Linked DNA regions of Mus musculus: region 2 is linked to region 1. Evidence: chromatin loops called from intact Hi-C (ENCODE). Cell type or tissue: gastrocnemius. All regions are shown on one strand. Each heading gives the region's core, and the rest is flanking DNA. Links, peaks and the distances in the headings are about the cores only. Region 1 overlaps Mllt10 (myeloid/lymphoid or mixed-lineage leukemia; translocated to, 10). Region 2 has its middle 150 kb from the start of H2al2a.

Region 1 (12,458 bases), core at 6,579-9,078:
TCCTACTGCCCAAGCTTTAACAGGAAGTTCAAGGGCAGCCTTAGCTACCTACGTCGAGTCCAAGGCTATCCAGGATACATGGCCCCTATCAAAACAAAATACAGTTAGGAGCCAAGGGTTAGGTTTTTTTCCATGTTCACTCAACTCTTAATTACCAAGAAGAAATACCATGCATCTCTGTACTCTGGGGTAAAAACTATGGTGAATCTGTGATCCAAGGATCACTGAACACATAAGTATTTGTGTTTTAGAGAATGCCTCTCATTTACTCTAAATATGTGAACAATAGAATTTAGTTTTTAATCAAGTGTGCTATGAACAAATCCTCCTATAGAGCCAGTTCCCTTCTTACTGTGGACACCACCCACGCTGCTCAGTAATCACTGCCATCTCTGGACACAGCTGGGTGGCTCCATGCTCTCCTGCACAGCCCACCCCTGAGAAATCGGACAGCTACAAGACAAGCTCCCCACGGAACTGCGCACAAGAGCTCAGGACAGCCGCGTTTCCAACAAAGAAGGCAGGGCACAGAGCTATAAACATCATTAAATTTTATTAACAAAAACTTTGTACATTTTAATACATGTGGAATTTTACATCTAAGTAAAATAACAGCACATTCAAAAATTTACCATTTATACAAATTGTTACAGAATAACAACCAGTGGGTTACATATATAAAATAAACCACACTGATTCTTTTAAATTATCTACAAAAGGTTTGACTTTCTTTAAAATTCCCCTGAACATATAAAAATAAATTAATTTTACTTTTCAATTAAATCTACCAATTAGAAATATTACAAATCAAAATATCAATGTTATCTTATGAATTTTTCACATTACAAAACAGATTCACAACCTTATTTACAGAAGTGAGGTAAGAGGTGTGCAGTGTCACAGAAGACAGACTGCTAAGCCGTGCACATGGTCTTCCAGCTAAGCACACAGTGGAGGTCGAACTGCAGTTGGGCCTTTCCCACCAGTAATTCATGTGTTTCAGAAACAGACCAATGATTATATCCCCAACTGTCTAACCTACTAGGCTGCCATATTGTCACAATCAAGAGCATGGCTACTCGGGGCATGGCTAAGTCGGAAGGCTGTGGGACAGGTTTTAGGAACTGTGGTGGTGTGCCTGTTCCAGTGGGTGGTTTGAGGCTGATGAGATAAGCAAGCATGTAGACTCTTCCCAGGTCTACTTGTTTCCTTGTGGACAGTCAGTTTGCCTGAGCTCTCTCTGGTGGCACAGAAAGGTTCAACAGAGACAGAAGCACGGGGAAGCTGCTGGCACAAGTGGCCTGCCCGGCAGTACAGAGCCCTTTCTATCCAGGGAGGTCCCAACAGGCAATTTGATGCTAGAACCTTGCAGCAGTTTCCACATTGGTGTATCTTTCTGAAAGAAACTGTTCTCATCCAATTGATCTAGTTCTCCCAGCAGCCTTACAGCTCCCTTAACTCAAGAGTAGGTTTTAACACACACACAAAATTTTTTTCTTTTGCAAAAGAAAACTACTGTTAGCAGAAGCAGTTGTCTCCATCCTAATTTGATCTCCAAATGGACAAATCTCATTAGAAAGGAATTCTTTAAAACATTTGCAAAGCCCCAGTTGAGGATCTGTATAATAACAATATTTAATGAATACAACTCCAAGAGAAGATATTAGACAGTTCTCAAAACTTAAGATCTGCCCCGTGGAACAAGCACACTCTATCCCAATAAGATAGTTATATTCCAACTTTTATGATATAACCAAGTGGTTTCCAAATAGAATAGTCTTTAGTTTTATGTTTCCAATTTATAACAAAACTAGCTGTGCAGCAAGCACATTACATTTTTCTTGGATTGATAAACTCATTGCATATGAATTATTTCATTGACAAAAAGTTATTAATTTTTCTTCCGAAGTTCAAACACTTTGGTAGGGGATGGGTATATAGGAATTCCATTTCAGTGCAACAAAGCAACAAGAAAATCAGAGCCTTACAAGGGAGTGTGTGGCATCCTCCCCTGTGTGTTCCCGCCTCCATTCTTCATAGCTGTGGCAGACACTGCAGCAGCCAGTGAAGCACAGAACAGCAGGAAAGGCGAGTTCTGGCCATTTTCAAGTGTCAACTTTTCTCTTGAGCTACAGGCCCAGTTTTATCACTAAGTCTCTGCAGTTCAAAACAGAAATAAGAAGCATTAATTAGTTCAACCAATGTTGGCCAAGATGAGACAGTACCCTCTGAGACTGTCGCTGGTTCAATGTGGTACAAGTGATTTCTCCTCAAGTCAGCTAGTCTTCCCCAGAGTGACCATGGATTTATTTATATCACCACACTGCGCACATGGAAAGGCACCAAGGTGGCGAGCCCATCCTTGGACACAATTCTAAGGATGTAGCATCACCTTTCCTGATCCACCTTTCCATAGGAGGAGCAAAGGAGGGCAAATACTGAGTTTTAATGAACTAGGAAAAAGCCATAGTTGACCCCATAGTCGTATATGTTCTTGACCTCTCTTAGCTCTTGCCTATTGTAAGTGGGTTCCCACCTACAAGAACTGAAATCACATATGACATTGTACCTGGCAGGGACTCCTTAACTTCCCTCCCAACCAGCTTACAGTTGGTTTTGATGTTTGTCTTGAGATTAGGTCTCAGCAAGGTGTGGTAAGTGCCTGTTTTTAATCCCAAAAGAACGGATCAGAGATAAACAGGTCCTATGAGCTCAAGGCCAGCCTTGTCTACATACTGAGTTCCTGTACAGCCAGGACTATACAGAGTCCTTGTCTTGGGGAGGGGGGCCTGAGAAGGAGAGGGGGGAGGCGGGGAAGGGAGGGGCGGATAGATATGGGGCATATATATATATCTGTCCACAAACTCATGACCCTCCAGCTTTAGCCACCGAGCAGCTGAGCTTATGTGCTGTTGCCCCCCCCCCCCCAAGAAGCTGGTTACTCTCATTCTTTATTGTGGATCTTCCACTAAAAATTAATCTATTTTTAATGTGGAAAATATCCATGAGCAGAAAGCACAATAAAGTGTGTCAAATGTCTATATAAGCATAGACTCCTTCGTAGGGAAAGCGGGCAAGATGCACGGTAACAGCTCCCACACTTAGGAAGCAGGCACACAGGAGAGGACAAACAGAAAGCACTCGGCAGTTAGCCCACATTCGGAACCAGTGTTCATTACTAAATGAAAACTAATGTTTCTGAAGGTTAAAACGAGAGAAAAATCTCAAAGCAATGAATATGGTAATACCAGTACTCAGATTTGCAGGCGTCCCTCTGGCCCTTGGATTCTTTCCCCTCCTGGCACCAGGTCTCCTTGTCTGCACTGCAGGACTTCCTAAAACAGGAGCCCCTGTGCAGGTTGCTCACGTGTTGACCTTTGCCCCTCAAGGATGAGATACTATGACTTACAAATTATAAGGTCAAAAAATTTAAATTTTACATTTTATTAAAATTGTGACTGTAATTAAGTTTTGGGAACATTTCTATTGTGTGTATGTGTGCAGGTGCCTACAGAAAAACAAAGTGAGCCGGGCATCCTGGAGCTGGAGTGACAGGTGCTGAGAGCAGCGGGGCTTTGGATGCTGTTGGTGTGGACATCTCTGCAGCACAGCAACTGATTTTCTCAAGGAATCTGGAATAATGTTAGGAATTCTGCCCTAATTTTGTGTATTTTACCATATCAAAAATGTGACTCCATTTTAAAAGCAGAAAAAAAAAAACCAATCTGTTTGAATGGGCTAATTTCATATATCTTGCTAACATTTTAGAAAATGCTGTATTACAAACGGCCTTATAACCTTATATGATATACTTAAGAGAGGCGTAAATTAAGTTAGCTTAGACACTCAGTTTGCAATATCCAGCTGCTAAAACAACTGGCCCTAAGAAGAAAAGGTCGGGGGAATAACATGGAAAAAGACAAGACCATCCAACTTGGCTCACCCTGCTTCCAAGATGCAGCACAAAACATACTTACTGTGACCTTCTGGCTCGTGCTGTCCCCGTGGATGGTGAGGAAGGGGTTGGTGGTAGCTGTGTGGAGTGGAGGCGCCTGAGCACCTGCAAGGAGATTGTTGATGGGGATCTGCGTGGGTCCCGGGAGCTGCAGCTGCTGGAGCTCAGGCGGGTGGTGCTGCTGCTGCATCAGCTGGTATAGGAAGGCCTGATGCTGTTCCTTCAGAAAAAGTGGGATGAAAGATGAGCTTCAGCCAGAGTCAGCAAAGCCTGCCTTCTCCATCTCTCTCCTACAGTGTTATTTAAAGCACAGTCACTGCTAAGAGAACAAGAGCTGAGTGTGGTGGCACAGGCCTTGAATCCCAGCATTTGATTGACTGGCAAGCAGATGCAGATCGATCTCTCTCTCTCTCTCTCTCTCTCTCTCTCTCTCTCTCTCTCTCTCTCTCAACAGTTTGGTCTCCATAGTGTCATGCTAGCCAAGACTATGGTGAAGTCTGTTTAAAAACAAACAGGATAAAGACCAGCATCCAGGAAAGCAACTGCATAGGTAGTAACCCAGCACCACTTGGGAATTGACCATTTTTAATTGATTTGGTTGATTTTTGTTTTTCAGGACAGGGTTTCTCTGTGTAGCCTTGGCTGTCCTGGAATTCAAAGATCCATCTGCCTTCTGCAACCAAAGTGCTGGGATGAAAGGTGTGTGCTGCTGCTGTCATCCAGCTGAGTTGCCCATTTTTAAAACACAGTAGAGGCAAATACAGAAGTGTCTTCAAATGAGGCTGTCCGTGAAGAACACACAACAGAAACAGCAGCAGTTGGATGCTGTGCTGCTTGGCTTTGTTAACACACAAGCAGGTTATCTGAAGAGGGACCCTCAATTGAGAAAATACTTCAATCAGATTGGCCTATACGCACTGTCTTGACTAATGAATGATGCAGGAGAATCTAGGCCATTGTAGACAGCACATGGTTCCGAGATGGCTAAGAAACAGCAACTTCTAAGACCCACATTCACAAAGGAGGAGCCCGGGATAGCCACAACACCAGACACTGACAAAAGTAAAACCTTGTCAAACAAAGGACTTACGGGTGTGAGCTGCTGGGAGTTTAACAGCTGCTGGAACTGCTGCTGCTGGATAAACATCTGTCTCTGCTGGTCCGACAGCAGCCCTAGTCCCGAGGCACTGAAAAACCATCACAGCCTTACTTTCTACTGTAACCTCCTCAGGGGGATGTCAAAGGCAGCTTCTTCATTGGGGTGTTAACAAATTCATTTGAACTACAGGGCTTCATTATGTACAAATTATTCTTTCTCCTTATATACGTAAACTCGACCATCAAGTAACAGAAACTTAGTCAGGAATTTAGTTTAAAAAGATACAAACGTATGTGTTTGTAATAACAGTATTCATCTGTTCCTTACTGCATCAAAATCTCTGATAGAGAAATATCAAAATTGTGCTGTTCAAATGTGAGGAGCCAGTATCATGTGACCGCCACAAAAATGCCTTTTCAAAATTTAGTATACATGTATGTAATAAGGAAAAGTAACATTTTAAGTTTGATATCCCAGATCAGGACCGACATTTTCAACAAAATATATTTAATATGATACTGAAATCTATTTTTAATTGAATTACATCAATTTAAAAAACAAGCAATCCATGAGTAGCTAGCACTTAATTTTTTTAGAGAACATCTACAAAATACATTAAAAAATCCTAACCCAAAACAAAGACAACACTAATAACATGTTGCATGAAGAAAACCAAATAATAATAACAACGGCAACCACAACAACGTACTGAAGCAAGCCTCTTACCTGTTGGTCAGTGCGGCGGCCGGCATTGGATGCGCTGCATTAGGTGGTACACTGGTGTGGGTGAGAGGGGCAGGGTTCTGGGAGATTGTGACTGGAGTCTGAATCACACCATTTAAAGCTCCCACAATGCCGTTAATTGCCAGTTGGTTACCTGGCAGAGCTCCAATTATTCCACCCACTGCGGACACAGCTGGGATGGTGGATGTGACGGTCTGCATCCCACTAGCTAGTGCCCCCACTGTCACGCCATTCACCTGCTGAACCCCACTGACTCCAGAGCTCTGCTGAGCAGGACTCTGGCCAGCAGGAGGGGGAGTAGAAAGAGCAGAAGAACTGCTGGTGCTTTGTCCACTGGAGGTCAAGTCCTAGTGTAATAAGAATGAAACTGAAGTTGCAAAGAGCACAGCAAGACTGTTTAGCATTATTTTAAATCATTCAATGTAAGGTGCAATGTTTGCAAGTAAAACACACAAATGAACATTTAACCACTCTCAAAAAAGTTTACCTGATTTAATACAGGAAGAGAATTGTCAGGTAAAAAGCTGTTTCCTATATGTGGGCTCTTACTGCTGTTCAGGGAATCAGGAGGAGGAGCTAGAAACAGGGGAAGAGAACAAACACAGGCCCTATTAATTATAGTATGTGTATTAAAGGCTAATTAAAAGTAGATGCTGAAGCCCACAATCCTGTTATCCCTAACACTTATTTAACTGGGGGGTGGGGGAAGAGGGAGAAGGTGTCTTTGTGTTGAATGTTGTAGCTTTATTTCAAAAATGAAATCTTACATTTAAATAAATTTTACCACTAAACTATCCTCTGAAGTGAAAACAAATTCAAGGGAATTACTAGGGCTGTCTGTCTCTGTCCCTCACAACTAACTTACCATCTTCATCATGTAACTGGTAACCATTAGAGTCCATCCCACTTCCCTTAGAAACAGTGCTGTGGTACTCACCAGTCTGTGCTGTGTATGTGTGCATCTGATGGGACGGACTGGGGTTTGTCGTTATGGCTGGGAAAGGCACTGAAAGCTGTGCATTCAACAACTGAAGACGTTCTTTCTTGGCAGTCAAATTTTTGATCTGTTCTTCTAATCTTCGATTTTCAACTTGAAGTTGATGTAATGACTTTAACATTCCTAGAACTGGAAAATATTTCTGTGACTTTTTTTTTTTAAAGCAAAGACATCTCCATTCCCATGACTATTTTATGGTCATAGCATCAATTGCCTCAGACTTAACTATGTAGGAATTTTGTAGGCTAATACTAACATGACTAGGGTTTATTCCTAGATCTGAATGTTGATACAAGCATCATGTTAAGGAACACTATATCCAGCTGTACCACATGGAAGCTTTGATCCGAGCAAGTGCTCGCCAGTGCACGTATGTGGGGGTGTGTGTGTGTGTCAAACAATAACCTACCTCAGTCATGTTCAAGTAGTTTCTATCCTCAAAGAAAAATGATGGCATTTTATTTTCCTCAAAATAAAACTTAGTTAAAATTTCAAAGTACTTGTCATGATTTTATATAAGAAAAAATAATGACAAAACTAAAAGTTACAATAGGAAAATTAACACCAATATGTTTTACCTCCAATAAGGACACGTTTTCTTAGTTACTGTTTAAATATGCAGGAGCTGGGAGATGCTGTCTATGGAAAAGCAAGCATGCATTTGGCATGCACAAGGGCCTGGGCAGACTCTTCAGGACCCAAAACAGCAGCAGCAGCCACCGCCGCAGCCACAGCCACAGCCACCATTACCACCAAGCCTGCTGCCACACAACTGGCAGAAAGCTGTTCAGCCTGTCTCTTCCAAGGCTCCCCAGCAGGGAGCGCTGTATCTGCACCCCTGCTATTTCTTGCTTGAGGAAGAGAGGCCTCCTCATCTGTTAACAAGCTTATGGCCCTGCCTGATCACCTAAGATACTGTGTTAATTCTTCCAAGGCTTGGACTTTCAACTGCCAATCAAGAACATTGCTGTTAGGCCATGGTGATGGACATTTGAAAAATTCCAGGTATTAAAAAGATGTATTTGCTTAACATGATCTCAGGGCCGTCCAAAGACCCTCTAGCATTACCAGACTTAAATTTTATCCCCCTTATGGTGCCCAGATGAGACAATAAGACAGCTAGCCTGTCCTCTACCTATCCTGTTTAAAAGGTTATGCTCACATCCATTTCCTCACATTTCAACAGTTTTCAGTAGGGGCACTGTCCATAAAACATTAATTCAAGGCACTTCACTCACTAGTAATTTTTTTTAAGTCTAGTTTTTAAAATAAAATAAAAATAAAGCACTGAAAGTTACAAACCAAAATGATAAACCCACCTACTCTTCCCCCTCAGCTGCTCCAACTGTGTTTTTGTTTTTGCTTTCCACATCCCGCACCATTGGTATTAATACTAAATATGTACATACAAGATATAACGTATAACTTCATAAGTATGATTAACATTCTGATTAAATATAAAATTTACTAATTACTATTCCTTTTGCAAGAACAGGGTCTAAATAAGTAGCCCTGGCTCTTCTGGGATTCTCTATGTAGACCAGGCTGGCCTCAAACTCACAAAGATCAGCCTGCCTCTGCCTCCCAAGTGCTGGGATTAAAGATGTGTGCCACCTGCTTCTACCTGTTAAGTGGCAGAATTAGAAACAGGTATCACTTGTCTGCCTAATTACTATTCCTTCAAATTCTAAAATCTGAAACCTAACTATAGCTGTCTAGATACATTTAAAAAAAAAAGAGGAGGAGGAAGAAGAAGGAAAAGAAGATGATGATGATGATCTCTGGGTACAGGAATCTTTGTTTAAATCCTGAGCTGAGAGGAGAGACTGTATGTTCTCACAAGGTGTCAAGAGCAAAGTCTAGTAGGACAGAGGGACAGCAGCAGCTGTTTATTTCAACCAGTGACAGATAACACAAAGCACAGAAGGCAAGCTTTTTCAATTTTCATGTCATTTATCTTCAACCCTAGGAAAAAGGGACAGCCTTTCTATCAAGTTCACAAGACACTAAAGAACTTAAACAAAAACTTGCCGGAGATATTCTTAAAGATGAATAAAGACTAATTTGGAGTTAAAAATATAAAGTTAGCTCTGACAAACCATGTGACATACCTTCTCAAATTACATATAGTGCCTGACATAATGTCATTATTTGGGTAAACAGTTTTTCTGTATTTATGTATTTGTTTGTATTTTGGGGGGCCCAGTTTCTCTGTGCAGAACCAGCTGTCCTGGAACTTGATTTGTAGATCAGTCTGATCTTGAACTCAGAGATCCACCGGCCTCTGCCTCCTGAGTGCTGGGACTAAAGGCGTGCGCCACCACTGCCCACTTCCAAGTATCCATATTTTAGACACAAGAAAATGAATACTTACTGTCACCAGGAGTCCCCTGCTCTAGTAAAAACTGCTGTCCTTCACTCCACTGCCTCTCCAAGAGCTGTTCAATACTTGCTGCTACTGGAGGCACAGTTTCCAAACTGCTATTGCTCGGTTGATCATAGCGAAGCTGTAAGTTGCTCACAGGGGATCTGTCAAAAACATTTAATCTCAAATTAAAAGGAAAGGAATGTGTCTAAGAACCTGCACAACAATCTCCTACGCTGTGCTGAGAGACCATTCTGCAGTATACATTTTCTAGCACCAAATGGCCTATGGCAGAGGTCTCAATAAGATCATAATTGAGTCATTGTCATTCTTCCTCATTAAATTATAAAGTAAAATAGTTGAACATAGTAAATAATTAAAAAACACTAGAAAATAAATGACCAGTGTTCTTTGAAGTAGGCTGTGAACAAACAGAATGGCTTTCTTTATAAGACATAGAGAAACCAGACATTAGAAGAGCTATAAAATAGACAGAGCCTGGAAAGGAGAGAGGGGCTGAAAAGCTGACCCAGGGGTTGAGAGTACTCGCTGCTCTTGCACAAGGCCCAGGTCTAGTGCCCAAAACCCACATGACAGCTCACAACTCTGTCTGTAGCGCTAATTCCTGGGGATGTAATGCCCTCTTCTGGCTTCCTCAGGCACTACGTCTTCAGATGATGCACATACATGATGTACATGCAGGGAAAGTACATATACACATTAAAATAAAATTCTCTAACTGTCTTAATGTACATGTTATCAGACTAACACTACAAATGTAACACTGTGGAGGACATTTGAATCTTAAAGTCCAATAAAAAGAAAAATTAGGCTGGGCGTGGTGGCGCATGCCTTTAATCCCAGCACTCGGAAGGCAGAGGCAGGCGGATTGATGAGTTCGAGGCCAGCCTGGTCTACAAAGTGAGTTCCAGGACAGGCAAGGATACACAGAGAAACCCTGTCTCGAAAAACAAAAACATTAATGATTTTTAACGAAAAATGAAAATACATTTTACTTCTATCATTTCAATGTGATTTATCTGTATAGAATGTAGGTGATACAAGCATGTTTAAATGTCATAGATTAGTTCTTCAAACAAATCTTAACCCTTCTAAAACAGATGAAAATGAACGTGTTCTATTCTTATGTTCAGTTTTACTTTTCCAATGTCTCTGGTCTCTGGTCTCCTTTCTCCCTCAATGCAACAGTGAAATGCATTAGTACCCTAACTATTTTATACAATGACCTCCACTTACAAATGAGGAGGAGGAGGAGGAGGAGGAGGAGGTGCCACACAAGGACCAGGAAATTCTCAAAGTTTGCTTAGTCAATTAAGAAAGACCAAGTCTTGTACATAGAGCTCAAGTTGGAAAACAACAGTCTTCTAGCAATGAACTAGAGGTCTGGTCCTGGCAAAAAGCTTGTTATGTATCCATTTCTTAAAGACTTCAAGCAGTAAGGCATTCTACATGCAAGCATCGTAAGCTAGCCACCACATTCCAAATACATGATGTCAGGGTTAGTTGGGCCATTCCACTTTGGGCTGATTTTTAAAGAGTAATGTAATGCTTCAATGCACACTAAAAATAATTTAGTAGCATTGTATTATGGTCTGCTTAAAATAAAAAGTTTTACTAAGCAAAATTGCACCAAGGGCTTCTGAATCCATTTTGGATAACTTGTGTGATGATGTAACTTTAAAAGGGGGACATGGAAACCCTTCCTCTACTAAACATGAGCAGGAGTCTACTAACTTCCTCATTTGAAAAGGAAACTATAAACAGTATAGAAATACAATATAAAAATAAGAGAGCAGTGGTATAATTTTCTCATTCTGTATTTCAGACTCCTTGGTTCCAACTGAGAAATATTTTCTCCAGATTTTAATAAGAAAAAAAAAACCACATTACTTTCACATAATTATACTGTAGGAATTATATGAGGAAAGGTCTATGTTTAGACACTCTAGGGAAATGGATGAGGTTACTGGACAGTATCTACAGTGGTAAAGAAATGTGCTCCCTGAGGACCCACCAGACTCATTTCCAGAGTACAAGCTTGCAATCCCACCAGCAATGGAGGAGTGTTCCTCTTTCCCCACATCCTTGCCAGCATCTGCTGTCACCTGAGTATTCGATCTTAGCCATTGTAACTGGTGTGAGGTGGAATCTCAGGGTTGTTTTGATTTGCATTTCCCTGATGACTAAGGATTTTGAAGACTTTTTTTTAGGTGCTTCTCAGCCATTCGGTGTTCCTCAGTTGAGGATTCTTTGTTTAGCTCTGTACCCCATTTTTAATAGGGTTATTTGTTTCTCTGGAGTCTGACTTCTTGAGTTCTTTGTATATACTGGATATTAGCTCTCTATTGGATGTAGGCTTGGTGAACATCCTTTCCCAATCTGTTGGTTGCTGTTTTGTCTTATTGACAGTGTCCTTTGCCTTACAAAAGCATATGAGGTCCCATTTGTTGATTCTTGATCTTAGAGCATAAGCCATTGGTGTTCTGTTCAGGAAATTTTCCCCTGTGCCCATGTACTCGAGGCTCTTCCTCACTTTCTATTCTATTAGATTTAGTGTATCTGGTTTTATATGGAGGTCCTTGGTCCACTTGGAATTTTTGGGGTCACTTAAGTATACTATCATATAATCTGCAAATAGTGATATTTTGACTTCTTCTTCTCCAATTTGTATACGGCTGATCTTTTGTTGTCTAATTGTTCTAACTAGAACTCCAAGTACTATACTGAATAAGGTAGGGAAAGCCTTGTCTAGTCCCTGATTTTGGTGTGATTTCTTCAAGTTTCTCTCCATTTAGTTTGATGTTGGCTACTGTTTAGGTATGGGCCTGATTTTTCCAAGACTTTTAACATGAAGGGGTGTTGAATTTTGTCAAATGGTTTTTCAGCATCTAATGAAATGATCACTATGTTCGGAGCAGCCTTATTTATAATATCCAGAAGCAGGAAACAACCCAGAAGTCCTTCAACAAAGGAATTGATACAGAAAATGTGGTACATTTCCACAATAGCATACTGCTCAGCTATTAAAATCAATGACTTCATGAAATTCCCAGGCAAATGGATAGATCTAGAAAATATCTTGAGTGAAGTAACTCAGTCAAAAAGGAACACACATGGTATGTACACACTGATGGGCAAAGAGAGTGGAATACCCAAGATACAACTCACAGATCACATGAAGCTCAAGAGGAAAAAAGACCAAAGGGGATACTTCAGTCCTACTTAGAAGGGGGAATTATACAATCAAGGGAAGTAGAGGGTGGAAGGGACTTGGGAG
Region 2 (12,458 bases), core at 5,048-7,547, 360 kb after region 1:
TTCTTTAATGTGGCAGCTCTTTTCATATCCAGCACCAACAGGGACTTATTAAAATATCGGTAGCGTTTCATTGGCTCAGCCATGCCCCCAAATGGAGAATGTTAGTTATTTTCCATGACCAGCTCCGGGTACAAAGAATGTTATGAAACCATCAAAGATAAACAGATTCATGAAATGACAACTGTTTTCTATTCCAAGTGATGAGAACCAAATATGCTGTTCACATTGCAGGCATGTCTAACCTATTAGACTGTTCCAGAACAGAACAGAGTGAAATCAGTGACTAAGAACACTCTTTCATTCTGGTATAGATGGAGAGCAGGCCAAGGCCGCTGCTAGGAAGATAATCAGAGGGTCGAGCCTAGAGAAGGGGGAAAGCAGAAGGGGGAAGAATGAGCTACAAAGAGCTGGGAGTCACTGGAGCTGTGTGGAATGCGGTCAGAGGAACAGGCTAGGGTGACAAGTTCAAAATTCAGACCCAGGACAGTGGGAGCACTTATGTGGGGTGGGGACCAGCTTGTCTGAGTAGAGAGTTGGTACTAAGTGTGTTACTCCGAATGTAACAATTCACAAGTCAGGGAACTATTTCGTTACTAAGTGCATTAATGTTTTACTTAGCTCTGATAGTATCTGTAATATCATTGTAATAAAGGGCTTAGATATTCATGAAGTGGACTAGCTTATCTTGAAATTTTTTATTCTCCCTTTTAGAAAGACACACTTGTATCCCTTATGATGCTTTGTATAAACGCAGGTGAGAATGAGCCCCAGTGTGCTCGGGGTCAGAAGAGAACCTCAGATATCAGATGTTAGGTCTCTTGTTATCTGCTGTGTATGCCAGGCTTATCTGCTGTGTTATCTGCCAGGCTGGCTGGTTCAGGAGCTTCCGGGGCTTTTCCTGCTTCATCTCCTAGCCTGCCTTCCGAACGCTGGGACAACAGATGTAAGTCATCCTAGCAGGTTAGTGTAGGTTCTCTGGTCCTCAGGATTGCTTGGTGAACACTTTCTCCAATGTGCCATTTGTTTTCCAGACCTTATCTTGAGAAGTTTCGGTAGAGCCGGGCGTGGTGGCGCACACCTTTGATCCCAGCATTCAAGAGGCAGAGGCAGTTGAATTTCGGAGTTCAAGGCCAGCCTGGTCTACAAAGTGAGTTCCAGGACAGCCAAGGATACACAGAGAAACCCTGTCTCAAAAAACAAAAAAAAACAAAAACAAAACAAAACAAAAAAGTTTCAGTAGAGCCTTACAAATTGTACTGATCAGTGGTATAGTTTTGTAATAGTGATTTTATTCAGAGAGAGAGAGAGGGAGGGAGGGAGAGAGAGAGAGAGAGAGAGAGAGAGAGAGAGAGATTTACAATAAAGTCCTTTCTAAACCGTAAACTTTGAAATAACACCATCCTAGTTAAGGTGATACTTAGATGTAAAACTTACATGGAAAATGTTCAATCAACTCACAAAAGCAAGATTTACAAAAAGTCATAGGTCAGTGTAAGATTCGTTCATGTTCAGTAGAATTTAGGTGTTTTTGGCAGATGGCAGATGGGGGTTCTTCCTTCTCAGTCGACTAGCTCTGAGGAAACCATGTTGAAGAAAAGGGGAAGAGTTAAGCCCTAAGCCCTGTAGAGGGGAAACTCCCTCAAGAGTAGGACCAAGTTTGGTAAGTCTCCTGAGATCTGGAGTGAAATACGGCAAAATTTGCATTTATATAGCACTCTCTCTGCACTTGCTTTATGTGTGCTTTCCATATTAAATAAAAACACAATTAAGAGTTAGTTCCAAAATACCAGGTCAAACATATCAAACAAAATCAGGAATGGCAATTAGTGCTGGAATGCCAGAACAAACAGATGGTTATTGAGTTTGGATTTAAGGAGAGAAAAGCCTGTGCCAGTTGCATATCAATAAAGAAGTAATTCTGGAGCTCCGGGGCCACAAGGGCCGGGGGCTTGGGCTACCGTAAGAGCCAAGTTGGGACAGGGATTTGTCCCGTGCAGTGAGTTTATGGGAAACTGTAATAAAGCCAGGGCAGCTACAGTTATGGGACACTTCATGTGCCAGCCACTAATGGGACACTTCTGCGTGCCAGCCACTGCGCTCTGTGATAAGCACTCCGAGACAATCAGATCTGAGATCTGTATTTCAGCCAACTAGAATCCAGTTTAAAGGAAGGAGGCATGTGTGAAGCCACTTGGGGACCTTCACTGTGTGTGGCAGTGTGAAGACTTCATTCCAGGCATAAAAATAAGACCGTGCTGTTCTATGTGAAAAGGGGCGGGGCGGAGAGCTCAGAACTCTCATGGCTTTACATCCAAAAACCTCTGAAAAAAATGAACAGATTTTCTTAATATAGAACGGAAATTTTATAGCCTTCCTGTACACTATTTGATATCAATGGTCACCTAATTCACTGCAGAAATGTCACATTTGGTAGGCAGGTTTTGATTAATCAACAGACTTTCCTTTTCTTTTTGGTGCTGGAGATTGAGCCCAGAGTCCCCTGTGTGCTAGGCTTGGGATCTACGAACATCTCCAACTCAATACTGAGGCCTTACCCTCGAGCCTGCTGAGTGTGCGGCACCCACAGGACAAGCACTGTTTAACGTCCATAAGACACAAAGCAGCAATGAATAAACCAACCTATCATATTTGTCTGCCTCTTTCCAGGTCACTCCTTGTTAATTCTGTGTCCGGCTTTGTTCTTCACATCCCCACAGAGTTCCTTCCCCAAGGCCGCTTCTGTTTGTTTACTTCCGTGGCATGGCTTCCTTAAAGGGCTCTTCCCTCCCTTCCAGGACCAATCTTGGATCTGTTTGTATGCATCTTCCCATAGGTCAGCTCTCTCTGCGGGGCCTCTCTCATCACAAGTCCTAATAAATATTTGTAATGAAGCAATTCCCTAAGGTTTGCTTCTCTAATCTCCCCGCTGGCTCCCTTCTCCCCTGGGGAGCTCATCCATTCTCAGCTGTCAGCGCTGGGCAGGGGCTCCGGAATCTGCATATTCAGATCTGGCCTCTTGCCGGAATGCATTTCTTATTGTTGCAGGTGTTTACTGGTCTCTTTACCTAATTGTCTCTCCAGTGCCTCGTTTTTCAACGTCTCCCTCGGACGTCACATCCAGAGTTGTGGAAAGTGTGAATGGCTGAGAAACGATCAGCTGCCGACCAAAGGAGGACAGCTTCTTTCCCCTCCCAAATTGAATCTTTTGTTGCCCACCTGCATGTATTGCTTATAAAGAAGACAAACCTTTTTTTTTTTTTTTTTTTTTTCCTCAAAAGAAAACTTATGACAGTCCGGAAAAGGCAAGTGGGATGAAGATTGTCAAAAGATATTGATTTTGGAAAGTTTGGGAACAGAGCGGGGGAACAGGTGGAATACAGGATTCGTAGGGCTGTGGAATTGCACGGTATGATACTTTAAATGGAGTGTGTGTGTCAGGACACATAGTGGAAACCAACAACGTGTGCAATACAGAGCAGACTATGGTGTACTGAGGTTGTATGTATAAGTGGAGATACATAGATTATAACAAATGTCTCATCCTGGGACTCGGGGTGTTGTGTTTGTGTGTATGTATGAGAGAGAGAGAGAGGGAGGGAGGGAGGGAGAAAGAGAGAGAGAGAGAAAGAGAGAGCACTTGAGAGAGGCATATGAGAGGGCATTCAAGAACTCATCACTTAGTTTTATGTGAAGTTAAAACAGTTTAAAAACAGTCTTTTAAAAATTAAGATAGGGGGGCCGGTGAGATGGCTCAGCGGTTAAGAGCACTGACTGCTCTTCCAAAGGTCCTGAGTTCAAATCCCAGCAACCACATGGTGGCTCACAACCATCCATAACAAAAATCTGACGCCCTCTTCTGGAGTGTCTGAAGACAGCTAGAGTGTACACACATATAATAAATAAATAAATAAATAAAAATTAAGATAGGAAAACCCAGCTTTCACTTGTGCTTTACTGAATTCTTGTGCCAGAGGGTTACAATATGTTTTTTAAATTACTGTATTTTGTTTGTTTTGCGTGCAAGTGTGTTGTGTGGGGAGGGGCAGCATGTGGAGGCCAGTGGACAACTTGCCAGGACAGGTTCTCTCCTTCCATCATGTGGCTTAGGGGATGGAACATGGGTAGTGAGGTGGGCCAGCCAGTGCTTTCTTTACCCACTGAGCCACACTGCTGAACAGAGAGAGGCTTATAGTGCTTCTAATTAAACAGAATCCATGCAGACAAAATGATTGTTCACAGGGTGAAGGAAGGGGTTTGGGGAGCCGGCTCAGTCGTCAACGTGTCTGCTGTACCAGTGTGAAGACAGTGCTCATCTCTCACCTAGAAAGTTTGCTCAGGCACTGTGGCAGGGCCTTAATACCAGCAAGAGATTCTAAGACAGGCAGATACCCGGCCACCAGCTTAGCCTAACTATTGAGTCCAAGCTAAGAGAGATCCTATCTCCAAACCCGCAAACAAAACTCCAAATAAACCCCAACTGGACAGTTTAGGAGGAGTAAAACCTAAGACTTACTTCACACACGTGTACATACGTACATGCATGGGCATCTTTACACACACAAACAAGCACATTTTGCCACATATACACATACCCGCATATATTTGCTCTATTGCTCCTACACAAAAGAAGCAAGTACCAGTTCACTAAGACAGGTCCCTCTCTCTGAGGACCATCTATCCCAGCCCTGTGAATCTCAGCACCCCCCCCCCCCCCCCGTGAATCTCAGGCCCTCCCCTCCTGCCTATTAGTGTGCATCTTTGCTCTAATTCTTGCCTCCTGTGGCCAGGCTCACTCTTTACTCATTACTGAAACACTGTCTCAAGTATCTGGACATTTCTGCCTCTTTCTTGACCGTTCTATACAAAAGCTCCCAATTGAAACGCACACTTCCATGTCATCTGTCTCCCCACAAACCACATACTACTTCTTAGAGTCTTGACATAGTTTGTCTCAGGCAAACCTGGCATGTCTGAATCCAGTTGACTCTAGTTTGTTGAAAGGACATCTTTTGGTGGTACTGACATGGGAAGAACTGTGGTGCCTGTTGTCTACAAGACTGGATGGGTATGTGCGGAACCTACGGCAGAAGAGTTGTACAGGTTTTTCTGTTTTATCTAACCTGTATTTTTTTCTCCTTCCTACTAATTTTTTTTTTTAAACTTTTAAGACTAACTGCATTTGTTGCTCAGGCTGACCTATAAACTGCAATTCAGCTTACTCAGGACTGGAATTTACAGACAAATGCTGCTATTCCTGTCTATTTTGTGTTTTTTTTTGAAGAGGCAAAGTAGTTTTAGAGAGATTCAGTGGTAAAGTATAAAATTAAACTCTTTTTTCCCCTCCATCTCATGTTTGTGGTAAGTGGATCTGATACTTCCTTTAGCATCTTCTCTAAACTCTTGCAGAGCTCAAGAGAGACAACACAAATAGCAGGAACTGGGCATCAGAAAAATCAGGGACCAGGCTTTGAGGAGGGCCACAAAGCAAAACTGGCTTCTATTTTCAAATTGTTGAAGAAAAGAAGGAGGAGGAAGAGGAAGAGGAGGAGGAGGAGGAAGAGGAGGAAGAGGAGGAGAAGCCAACCATGGTGGCAAACATATTTAATCCCAGCACTTGGGAGGCAGAGAATAGTGCATCTCTGTGAACTCCAGACATGCTAGGGCTATACAGTGAAGCCTCGTCTTTAAAAAAAAAAAAAAAAAAGAAAAAGATTTCCACCTTAGTGATTAAGAGCATCGGTTGCTCTGCCAGAGGACCAAGGATGAATTCCTAGCACCAACATGGCAGCACATGACTGTCTGTAACTCCAGTTGTAGGGGCTCTGAAATCCTCACACAGACAGACATGCAGGCAAAATACTAATACATATATAATAAAAGGATTAAAAAAGAATTTTTGTTACATATGAACATTATATAGAATTCAAATTTCAGTATCTTTGAATAAAATTATATTGAGTTTTGTTTTGTTTTGAGGCAGAATCTCCTTGTGTGGTACTGGCTAGCCTCAATCACAATATGTGAACCAGGCTAGTCTGTAACTCACAGAAATCTATCTGGCTCTGGCTTCCAAGTGCTGGGACTATGGGTGTGCACCACCACCACCTAGCTAACGAAATTTTTTTAAAACTTGTGATCCGTTTCCTAACGGTCTGTGGCTGCTCTGGGGCTACCATGGCAAAGTTGAGTCTGTGACCAAGCGATTATAATCTATACTATCTAAAGATGAACTTTGCAGTTTGTGACAGCAAAGTCTGTCCTCCTTTAATATGAACAATCAGAGTCGGTACCCACAGTAGCCTTATGATTGCTGTTCTGAATGGAGCAGGGGCTTCTGGGATCTAACTGCTGGACTCTTGGGAGATGCCCTTCTCGTGAAACGCAATGAGAATAGTGCCCTCTGGAGGAGGTCATGAATTTGAAGTAGTCTTTTGTGGCAAAAGGGCCCCCGGAATGGAATGAAGAAGTGTGAATTTTAAACACTGACAGGTTAATAATTGCTGTTTTTTATGAGCTGTAGTATGGTATGGCACATCTGTACATTGCATGTGATTGCCTCATAGTTTTTGGTTTTGTTAATAAATCCTTGACTCACACACACTAACTGTTTGAAAGTAGAAGTAGATCCCAGCCTGAGCCTCCATCAGTGGCCCATGAGGGCGATACAGAGATATCCTGAAACTTCCCTTAGCCCTAAAAGACAACAGTTCTGTGGGCTCAGACTCCTCTCTGTCAGCATCTGAAACAGCCTGTACCAGAGCAGTGCTTTTCAGAAGACTGTTGACAGCCCCAGAATTTCTGATGCCACTGATTTGGGTTCAGTTACCTGTACTGGCTAGTTTTGTGTCAACTTGACACAGCTGGAGTTATCACAGAGAAAGGAGCTTCAGTTGAGGAAATGCCTCCATGAGATCCAACTTTAAGGCATTTTCTTAATTAGTATCAAGGGGGAAAGGCCCCTTGTGGGTGGGACCATCTCTGGGCTGGTAGTCTTGGTTCTATAAGAGAGCAGGCTGAGCAAGCCAGGGGAAGCAAGCCAGTAAGGAACATTTCTCCATGGCTTCTGCATCAGCTACTGCTTTCTGACCTGCTTGAGTTCCAGTCCTGACTTCCTTTGGTGATGAACAACATTACGGAAGTGTAAGCATAATAAACCCTTTCCTCCCCAGCTTGCTTCTTGGTCATGATGTCTGTGCAGGAATAGAAACCCTGACTAAGACAGTTACCTCTCAAAAGACTGTGCTCACCAGTTTTTAAAACTTGGCACAAGCTAGAGGTACCTGAAAGGAGAGAGCCTCAATTGAGAAGGGCAAGCCTGTAGGGCATTTTCTTTTTCTTTCTTTCTTCCTTTCTTTCTTTCTTTCTTTCTTTCTTCCTTCCTTCCTTCCTTCCTTCCTTTCTTTCTTTCTTTCTTTCTTTCTTTCTTTCTTTCTTTCTTTCTTTCTTTCTTTCTTTCTTTCTTTCATTCTTCCTTCCTTCCTTCCTTCCTTCCTTCCTTCCTTTCTTTCTTTTTTAAATTTTATTTATTTTTTTTATTTTTTGAGACAGGATTTCTCTGTATAGCCTTGGCTGTCCTGGAACTCACTCTGTAGACCAGGCTGACCTCAAACTCAGAAATCTGCCTGCCTCTGCCTCCCATGTGCTGGGATTAAAGGCACGTGTCACCACTGACTGGTTTGTCGGGCATTTTCTTAATTAGCGATTGATGGGGGATGGCCTAGCACATTGTGGGTGGTGCTACACTTGGGTTGATGGTCCTGGGTTCGATAAGAAAGCAGGCTAATGGCAAATACAGAAGTGGATGCTCACAGTCATCTATAGGATGGAACACAGGGTCCCCAATGGAGGAGCTAGAGAAAGTACCCAAGGAGCTGAAGGGGTCTGCAACCCTATAGGTGGAACAACAATATGAACTAACCAGTACCCCGGAGCTCTTGTCTCTAGCTGCATATGTAGCAGAAGATGGCCTAGTTGGCCATCAGTGGAAAGAGAGGCCCATTGGTCTTGCAAACTTTATATGCCTCAGTACAGGGGAACGCCAGGGCCAAGAAGTGGGAGTGGGTGTGTAGGGGAGTGGGTGGGTAGGGTTTGGGGGACTTTTGGGATAGCATTTGAAATGTAAATGAAGACAATATCTAATAAAAAAAAAAAAAAAAGAAAGCAGGCTAAGCCAGCCATGGAGAATGAATCAATAAACAGCCACCCTTCTGTGGCCTCTGGAGCAGCTCCTGCCTCCAGGTTCTATCCCTGTCTTGGCTTTCTTCAAAGGTGGACTGTGATGTGGAAGGGAAAGCCAAATAATAAACACTTTTCTCCCCAACTTGCTCCTGTCATGGTGTTTCATCACAGCAGTAGTAACGCTACCTAGGACAGAGACTAACCTTTACTCAGATAGATGCTCTTAATACTAGGATTGCTTGAACTTACCGAGCACTTCCTGCTTGTCAGAGACTAGGGTAAGTCCTTGAAGTAGCTTTTGTCATTTAGTATAGACAATAGTTCAGCGAGAGGCACCACAGTCAACCTAGTTTATAAAGGTGACAGTTCTGCAGCCTTGTGCAGGATATATTACTATTAGTGTAACGGTTGGTGACACACACAGTGTAATGGTTGGTGACACACTCAGTGTAATGGTTGGTGACACACACAGTATAATGGTTGGTGACACACACAGTATAATGGTTGGTGACACACTCAGCGTAACGTTTGGTGACACACTCAGGTTTTGCTGGGTGGCCATTTTTAAGGAGGCATTGTGATTACTCAATCTTTCTCAGATAGCTTTTTGAATTAAAAAGCATGATCTGGCCGGGTGTGGTGGCGCACACCTTTAATCCCAGCGCTCGGGAGGCAGAGGCAGGCGGATTTCTGAGTTTGAGGCCAGCCTGGTCTACAGAGTGAGTTTCAGGACAGCCAGGGTTACATAGAGAAACCCTGTTGCGAAAAAACAAAAACAAAAACACAACAAAAAAAAGCATGATATGGTGGTTTGCGTGAGAAATGTCCCCACAGGCTCACATGGTGATCTCTCAGTCCTAGGTTGGTGTTGCTGTTTGAGGAGGTGGAGCCTTGCCGGAGGAAGTGGGCCACTTCATCGCCTTCCTGCACTTCCTGCCCCCTTCCTGCTTTCCACATGTTGTTGAGGAAGTCATCTCTTAGCTTCCTGCTCTGGCCATCTGCTGCCAGGCCTCCCCTGCCGTTATGGAATCTCCTTCTGAAACTGGAACTCCAAAGAAACTCTTCATTCCATAAGTTGCCTTGGTCATATCACTTCATTATTGCGACCATTGATAGCCACCTCATTGGCTAAGTGATTTGGGGCAGGCTTAGCCTAAGTCTCTGTTTCCTCCTAGGTGGTGTGTGTGTGTGTGTGTGTGTGTGTGTGTGTGTGTGTGTGTGTGTGTGCTGGGGCGGGGGTTGGGAGGAAGAGGATCATGACCAGATCATGCAGATTAATTAGCTGGGTCACGTGGTCAGTTCCTGGAACAACTCCATGTTCAGCAGTTTGCTCTCACTAATAAGTACATATTGTCTCCTTCTTGGTGAGCAGTTCTTCACACATAATGCCGTGAGCCTCTCCATGTTAAATGGACTGCGTAGATTTCCTTTAGTCGTAGTCTCTGGTTTTATAAAAGCTATTATTTTAAACTCAGTTCAAGGCTGATCTCTTTCATTTGCCCTAATGGACCAGGTAGTATCTTATTTAATGGTTTATCAACACTTGCACTCTGCTTTGGATAAATGTTCCCAAAGGCTCATTCCCTAAACATTAGATCAATAGTCTGGGAGATGAAGAACCTCCAAGAGGGGAGCCAGGTGCAGTGTACATGACTTTAATCCCAGCACTCAGGAGGCAGAAGCAGGCGGATATCTGTGGGTTCAAGGCCAGCTTGATCTACATAATGGTTTCCAGGGCAGCCCACAGGGGGAAAAGGACTGAGTGGGGGCCTTCCAGTGACTTAGGTCATACCCTTGAGGAGCTTTTGGTAATTCAGTTTCTTTTTTTTTTTTTTTTTTTTTTTTTAACTTTTTTTTTTTTAAAGATTTATTTATTATATGTAAGTACACTGTAGCTGTCTTCAGACACCCCAGAAGAGGGAGTCAGATCTCGTTACGGATGGTTGTGAGCCACCATGCGGTTGCTGGGATTTGAACTCTGGACCTTCAGAAGAGCAGTCGGGTGCTCTTACCCACTGAGCCATCTCACCAGCCCGGTAATTCAGTTTCTTGACTCCCTCTCTTTCCCTTCCCTTCTCAGCTGCCAAGAGACCAGCAGTATTGTCCCCACCCCCACAGGCTCCTCTTCATGACAGTTGCTTTCCTATAGGTGTAAAAGCAACCAGGCCAGTAAAAACCACAGAAAACCTGAAAGACTGTGAATCCAAACACTGTTTCTTCTTTTTAAGTTGTTCCGCTGGGGTAACTTGTTACAACAATGTATTGCTGACCTACACAGATACTCTCTCCTTCATCAAATGTGGGGTTTTCACTTTTTTATGCACGCTGTCAGTCACACAGTGCTGGGAGAGACATTGGCTACACAGGGTGAAAGAAAGGCACCTGGTTCTTATTCTAAAAGGGAGAATCTACCTCAGCTCACTGGGTTCTTGGCTGTGAGTCACCAAGCCTCAATGATGTCACCGACAAGCCAGGAATGAGTAATTCTTCGTGGAGAATGCATGAAAAGACACTGTGAAAACTTACTAGGTGTTGAACTTCTAATTGCTTCCCACTTCCTTTGCACCAGACATAGAATTCTGCATTCAGTTGCTTTCTGCTAGCTGAAGTTTGACGCGCTTACCCGTCTACCCCAGGCTTAAGGAACTATATATTTATGTTCACTTCATTGAGGACATTTTAGTTGTAAGGTCTCCGCAGACAGAGGCAGGCCCTGCTCTCCCGTGGCTGGACAGCTAATGGAGATACCAGGAACTGTATTGCTCCAGGACCTCAGCTTAGCCCTCTGTTGGCTTGGCTAGGTTTTTGCCTGAGGTTGCTTACAATCTACTAAGGCTGTGAGAAAACTCAGTCAGAGTAAGCAAGCATTGAGGAGTAGTTAAGGTTTGGTGTCAAATGACTGCTAATGGCAACAAATACTTTGGCTGTGGGTGGGGGAGTGGTAGCTCTCTCTGATGCATTCCCAGCCAGGGGTCAAAGGTCAGCATGTGTTGGTGGAATCTTCAGGAACAGAACATTATTGATGAGAGTGTGTCTAGGGCAGTGGTTATCAACCCCAGCTGACACTGGCCACCACTGGGGAACTCAAAACCCAAATTTAAAACAAACAGATGAAAACTAACAAACAAAATAAGGGCTGGGAGATGGCTTAGCAGTGTAGAGTATACACTGTTGTTGCAGGGGACCTAAGTTTGGTTCCCTGCATCCTCATCGGGTCGCTTACAATGCCCTATAACTCCAGTTCCAGGAGATCCAGTGACCTCTTCTGGCCTCTGTGGGCACTGGCACCTCCATGCCAATGTTCCCAAATTAAAAAACAAAACAAAACAAAATCCTTAAAAACACACAAAACAAAACAAAACAAAACAAAACAAAACAAAACCCTCTTAGTGGTAGATTTCCACCGAGCAGTTCCCATTAAACTGCTCTGGGATGAAGTCTGGCATTGAGATCTTAAAAAATTCTCTGGCAGAGTTTTCTGCAGTGAAGGAAATATCTAGCATGATAGCCATCGGTCCCATGTGGCTAGTGACTCTTCAAAATATGGCTAGTGAGACTGAAGACCTGGATTTTCCTTTTAATCCATTTAAATTTAAATGTAAAATAGTCACATAGAGCTTGTGGCTTCAGTTGTGGGCAGCACAGGTCTATAGTGATTAATGGAAGACTGCTGTTGGAGAAAGGTGTCTAGCTGACACTAATTTCATTTACCAGCCTTACTAAGCGTTGATAATGTCTGATCAACACCTGATGAACAAGGCAGAACTCAGGGAACTCATATAATGTACCCAGGGTTGCACCAACAAAAAGAGGCTGAGCATCCACCAGGCACGACTGTGTGACTGTCATGAGAGGAACTTGAAGTACAGCCAGTCCAGAGTAAGACCTTTGGGCATCCTTAGACATCCCTTCCAAGGAAACTCAAATGTTGGGCACACTGGCCTGGTGCTGCCAGGAGCAGGTAGGACCTGCACCCTGACTCTAATGACATAGCATCAATTGGGCTAAACACAGCACATAAGAATCTTGGTCCGCCTAATAACAAAGATAGAGTTTGGATTTTGCAGAAGGCTCTAGAACCTTCCAAACACATCATGTTTTGGAAGGTTTGGTGGTGGAGGACCAGTGAGGCTTAATGAAAGAGCGTTGGGGACCTGAAGACAGGACAGCTAGTCAAGCATGAGGTGTCAGGTCCATCAAACCTCACTGGTTACCCAGAATGCAACAGGGCTCTGTCTTTTGGGGTTTCAAATACCTACCTGCAAATTTTGAGGACACAA

Evidence for each region. Hi-C counts contacts between places; a loop is a spot of excess contacts. Peaks named below come from ENCODE experiments on the same cell type or tissue, not always from the same donor. Only the 100,000 strongest peaks of a DNase experiment are listed, where the experiment ranks them.
Region 2: it touches region 1 in a loop (2.8-fold over the local background); 7 of 42 quality-filtered maps call a loop at or near these places.

The regions. Positions count from the first base shown.
Region 1 is chr2:18,200,467-18,212,924 of GRCm38, reverse strand. Mllt10 (myeloid/lymphoid or mixed-lineage leukemia; translocated to, 10) reads right to left here. Exons shown (of 23, transcript NM_001252560.1): 17 at 9,170-9,324; 18 at 6,736-6,924; 19 at 6,286-6,374; 20 at 5,781-6,145; 21 at 5,046-5,142; 22 at 3,978-4,175; 23 at 535-2,157. The coding sequence ends at 2,113. It also overlaps a transcript of Dnajc1 not described here. Among named protein-coding and RNA genes, the nearest start is that of Gm39761, 10 kb to the right of the region's middle. In gastrocnemius, for the core only: a CTCF peak has its summit at 7,607 (motif pointing right); a DNase peak (open chromatin) is centred at 7,599.
Region 2 is chr2:17,843,432-17,855,889 of GRCm38, reverse strand. No RefSeq gene overlaps it. Among named protein-coding and RNA genes, the nearest start is that of H2al2a, 150 kb to the left of the region's middle. In gastrocnemius, for the core only: a CTCF peak has its summit at 6,402 (motif pointing left); no DNase peak of the experiment used is centred there.